Linked DNA regions of Homo sapiens: region 1 is linked to region 2. A link is an interaction called in ENCODE POLR2A ChIA-PET data of the cell type or tissue named here. Cell type or tissue: PC-9. All regions are shown on one strand.

What was found. Peaks named below come from ENCODE experiments on the same cell type or tissue, not always from the same donor. Only the 100,000 strongest peaks of a DNase experiment are listed, where the experiment ranks them.
Region 1: POLR2A ChIA-PET joins it to region 2 with 8 read pairs; 4 of 35 experiments call an interaction of 5 or more read pairs at or near these places.

What each region holds. Positions count from the first base shown.
Region 1 is chr3:10,095,485-10,097,984 of GRCh38, forward strand. It overlaps FANCD2 (FA complementation group D2), which reads left to right. Exons shown (of 44, transcript NM_001018115.3): 42 at 842-988. It also overlaps a transcript of FANCD2OS not described here. Among named protein-coding and RNA genes, the nearest start is that of FANCD2OS, 12 kb to the right of the region's middle. RefSeq lists an enhancer at 1,387-1,934. In PC-9, no CTCF peak of the experiment used is centred here; no DNase peak of the experiment used is centred here.
Region 2 is chr3:9,969,346-9,971,845 of GRCh38, forward strand. It overlaps EMC3 (ER membrane protein complex subunit 3), which reads right to left. Exons shown (of 8, transcript NM_001394674.1): 6 at 1,237-1,316; 7 at 374-456. Among named protein-coding and RNA genes, the nearest start is that of EMC3, 16 kb to the right of the region's middle. In PC-9, no CTCF peak of the experiment used is centred here; DNase peaks (open chromatin) are centred at 826 and 1,196; H3K4me3 peaks cover 799 bases; H3K27ac peaks cover 2,500 bases.

The DNA of each region.
Region 1 (2,500 bases), 130 kb after region 2:
CCAAAGCTCTTTTTCCTCTAGAAACTTCTTGGGTGACAGAAATAGAATGCTGGTATATGTTTACTTCTGCAAAGTCCTCTAGGTAACAGGACTGTGATGTAAGTGATGATCCTGCAGGAGACAGGAGGTGGCTCTAAAGCAGCCATCTGTAGAGGCTTTCATCTGTGCCACTTACTTTCAAGGAACTCATCTATGTCTTATGAGAACATCTTAGCATTAAAGGATTTTTCCACTTGAAGCCTTCTTATAGTTAATGAGGTATTGTCACGTTTTGTCTGAATGAACACAGAACCCTAGAGTTCTGCAGTCACTGGCAAACCAAATGATTCTTGAGTCCAGTTTCTGTTACTTACTTCCTCCTCTGGTTCTAAATTTATAAGGTCCTGAACAGTGATTTTTTTTTTTTTTTTTTTTTGAGACGGAGTCTCGCTTTGTAGCCCAGGCCGGAGTGCAGTGGCACAATCTCTGCTCACTGCAAGTTCCGCCTCCCGGCTGGACAGTGAATGTTTAAGGAATTCTCTTAGCTAAACAGGGCTACTCTATTGTTTAATATCAGTAAAATATATATTCAAGAATATTTTAGGTAAATTCATTGAAGATCGGCCAGTAAGAGGTTATGAAGAGGAACTAGAGGTGTTGGTGGTATGTCTTCTAGGCTTTGAATTCTTTAGCTGCCATTCTCTTTGGATTACTCTGCCAAACTATTCCTGTTTGATGGAACATACCGTTGGCCCATACTGGCAGGGCTTGTGTTCTTATTCAACATTCAAAGGTTTCTATAAGAAATGTGAAGGCATGATGATAAACTCACAAAAGATGGATGTTATTTATTTCCATTCAGATTCACCAGGACACGAGACTCACCCAACATGTGCCTCTGCTCAAAAAGACCCTGGAACTTTTAGTTTGCAGAGTCAAAGCTATGCTCACTCTCAACAATTGTAGAGAGGCTTTCTGGCTGGGCAATCTAAAAAACCGGGACTTGCAGGTAAGCCTTGGATCCTGCTAGTGATAATCCCCTACTCTTATTCTTTGTGACAGCATCAGATGGCATGTAAGGAAGGTCACCTAAGCCCTCGTCTCTCAGTAAGGCTACTTTTCTCTTAAGTCTGTGACTGTTTAACTCTTAAAGTTATGGTACATTACTCATGGGCCCTGGTCACAGGCTGCACCCCTCATCTTAGGCAGCAAGGCACCAAAACATGCCATTGATATAAACAATGCCTCAGACATAAAGGAGTCAGACCAGTACAAACCTCTCTCCACAGCTAGAGGAGCTCCTTTAAGCCCCACTGAGGGTAGATTCATAATAACATTTTTGTATAGGGACAAACATTTCTTTTGTTATTTTTTTTCCCCTAAGCCAATCTGTCTTATTCCAGAAATTACAAATTAATCTCTTATTGGGGGACCTGCCCCGATAATCACGTAGGTTCTTTTCTATTTTCCTAAGTGTCAGCTGGCTTGAGAAATAAAGGGACAGAGTACAAAAGAGAGAAATTTTAAAGCTGGGCGTCCGGGGGAGACATCACACGTTGATAGGATCCGTGATGCCCCACAAGCCACAAAAAACAGCAAGTTTTTATTAGGGATTTTCAAAAGGGGAGGGAGTGTGCGAATAGGTGTGGGTGACAGACATCAAGTACTTAACAGGGTAATAGAATATCACAAGGCAAGTGGAGGCAGGGTGAGATCACATGACCGCAGGACCGAGGCGAAATTGAAATTGCTAATGAAGTTTTGGGCACCACTGTCATTGATAACATCTTATCAGGAGACAGGGTTTTGAGATCAACAGGTCTGACCAAAATTTATTAGGCGGGAATTTCCTCTTCCTAATAAGCCTGGGAGCGCTATAGGAGACTGGAGTTTATTTCACCTCTGCAGTCTCGACCATAAGAGACAGGTACACCCGGGGGGGCCCAGTTCAGAGACCTACCCCTAGGTGTGCATTCTCTTTCTCAGGGACGTTCCATGCTGAGAAAAAGAATTCAGTGATATTTCTCCCATTTGCTTTTGAAGGAAGAGAAACATGGTTCTGTTCCGCCCGGCTCACCGGCGGTCAGAGTTTAAGGTTATCTCTCCTATACCCTGAACAATTGCTGTTACCCTGTTGTTTTTTCAGGGTGCCCACATTTCATATTGCTCAAACACACATGCTGTACAATTTGTGTAGTTAACGCAATTATTACAGGGTCCTGAGACTATATACCTCCTTCTCGGCTGACAGGATTAAGACATTAAAGTAAAGACAGGCATAGGAAATCACAAGGGTATTGACTGGGGAAGTGGTAAGTGTCCATGAAATCTTTACAATTTATGTTTAGAGATTACAGTAAAGACAGGCATAAGAAATTACAAAAGTATTAATTTGGGGAACTAATAAATGTCCATAAAATCTTCACAATCCACGTTCTTCTGTCAAGGCTTCAGCCGGTCCCTCCGTTTGGGGTCCCTGACTTCCCGCAACAATCTCTAATTTTAACTAATGAGCATTTAT
Region 2 (2,500 bases):
AACCTTTTTGTGAAAAGGCTCTTAGTATTGTTTTTTTAATGCAATTTATATCTGATGTCTATGGGGTTCAAAAAGGTTCAAATTATTCTAAATGTTTACCTGGCACCTCCGATTGGATTATTTTACAGCATCATTGATAGTGTGGATTAAATTCCAGTGAGCATTTAAAAACCAGTAAAAGCACCAAGAATTTCCATTTACTTAATAGATGATTCTGTCTCAGGAAAGAGAGACGTGTAAACTATGTTTTTACTAAGTTTAAATTAAAACGATGGAACCACACAACACTCCCTTCAAGGAAGCTATTTTTAAAATAGCTCTTGGTAACACCTTTCAGAGCATTGCTGCAGCTTTGAAAGGTGAAGGAGTATACCTTGAAAGCTTTGTTTGTGTCTGCGGGCATGGCCATGGCTGCTCCCGTCATCTGCTCCTGCATCATTCGTGATTGGTCAGCGGCTGTAGCATAAGACACACTTACATGAGTGCCAGGACTCAGCAAGCACCCCAGCACCCAAGGGGAAGAATGGGCTTCACACAGATTAGAGAACTGGACTACAGCCTCACTGGCTGGCCCTGTCACCCACTGGCTATGTGACTCTAGGAAAGTCACTTTGTGTCTCCTGAAAAATGGGGACAGTAACAGCAAAAGAGAGATCACTAAAGGAAGCTCTAAACTTTATTTCAAATTTCAACAATAACAGCCACCAGTTATTGAGCAACTACTGCATGCCAAGTACTTCACTAAGTGCTTTGCATATTTTTCCTCATCTGTTCCTAACAACCCCACAGGTTAACTAATAAAGTCCTTATTTACAGATAAGTAAATAGAGAATTCGAAGTTAAGTAACTTGTTAAGTAACTTTTCTGAGGTCCCAGCCAGTAAACAAGAGAGCAAGGATTAGTACTGGCAAGGGCTCTAGTCAATGAACTGACAAACCAAGCCTTCTTTAAGCTTTAGGTTCACAGGCTTACACTGCTGGTGCTGGATCCCTCACATGATGGTATCAGACTCTGGGGAATCAAAATACTGTCCCAGTCATTGCCAGAGAGAATTGAGATCTTCAGTTTGACCCCCGGAATTTTTAAGACTCTTTCAGAATACCTCAGAAACTTAAGGAAGGAAACATTTTATTTGACTATGGTAACAAACAGCACAACCTACAAGACTTTTCTGGCTCTAATATGGATGATTCATCTATGGAAGTATTTGCTTAGTAAACCTGACATGCTTCTTACCATTATCTTGGCCCAGAATCAGAGAGTAAATGCTCCGAAGCCCAAATACATTGAGGAAGTACCAGGATGCAGAACTCACCCTGGCAAAGCAAAATGAAAATGGTGTGGTTAGTTATTATATCAGAGAGTAATGCAGTTCCCACTTCCCTACCACCCAAAGTTGTTCAGTGTTTGTAAAGAAGTCACCTTGGATGGGCTATATTCATCCAAAGCACAACCACAGAAGAAATACAAGTTGTTAAAGCAGTCTCACCAATACAGAACTATATTTCAAAAAATCCAAAGGTGACTCCCATTCTGAATTCCATTCCCTAGAGGAAATCACAAGTGTTGGTGTGTTCCATACTTTTTTTTTTTTTGAGACGGAGTCTCACCCTGTTACCCAGGCTGGAGTGCAGTGGCGCAATCTTGGCTCACTGCAACCTCTGCCACCTGGGTTCAAGAGATTCTCCTGCCTCAACCTCCTGAGTAGCTGGGACTACAGGCACACACCACCATGCCTGGCTAATTTTTATATTTTTATTAGAGATGGGGTCTCACCATGTTGGCCAAGCTGGTCTCGAACTCCTGACCTCAAGTGATCCGCCCACCTCAGCCTCCCAAAGTGCTGGGATTACAGGCGTGAGCCACTGGGTGTGTTCCATACTTACAAGAAGGGATGAGACATGGATTTCAGGAAATACAGTACCGAGGACTATAGCTACTGGGAGAGCCATTCCAAGTTTTGAACTATATCACTGAGGCTTCCTTTAGCTTAGGTTTCCTACTCAACCTCCATAAAATAAATATGCTTGCATATAATAAAAACTAAAAACAAAAATGCATATGGGAAGTGATAGATAAATGGAAAGATCCACACTCATTCCAACAAGTGGGTCACATAAGGGCAAGAGTCTATTCTGGTTACTCCATAGGCTGCAGGTAAGTAAATGGCCTGTCTGAATACAATGTTGCTGATCTCACCACAGTGGTAATTGTACACTCAGGTTCCAGTCTCGCGTCTGTCCATGACTGCATTTCAGTCACATGCCTCTCTGGATGCTGAGAAAAGATAAATAAGCTTTTCTCCAACCCATGAAGTTTTTGTTTAGCCCAATGAGACTGAAGGTAAAAGTAGAATAGACTCATGCTACTCATATAATGTACAGCTTTTCTTCTCTAGCAGAACTGTGCATGGCCCAGCCTTCCCAGCCTCTGGCCTTTCCTGCTCCTCCCACACATCCTAGAGGGCTCTGCTCAAACCAAGTAGTCAAGATTACCACTA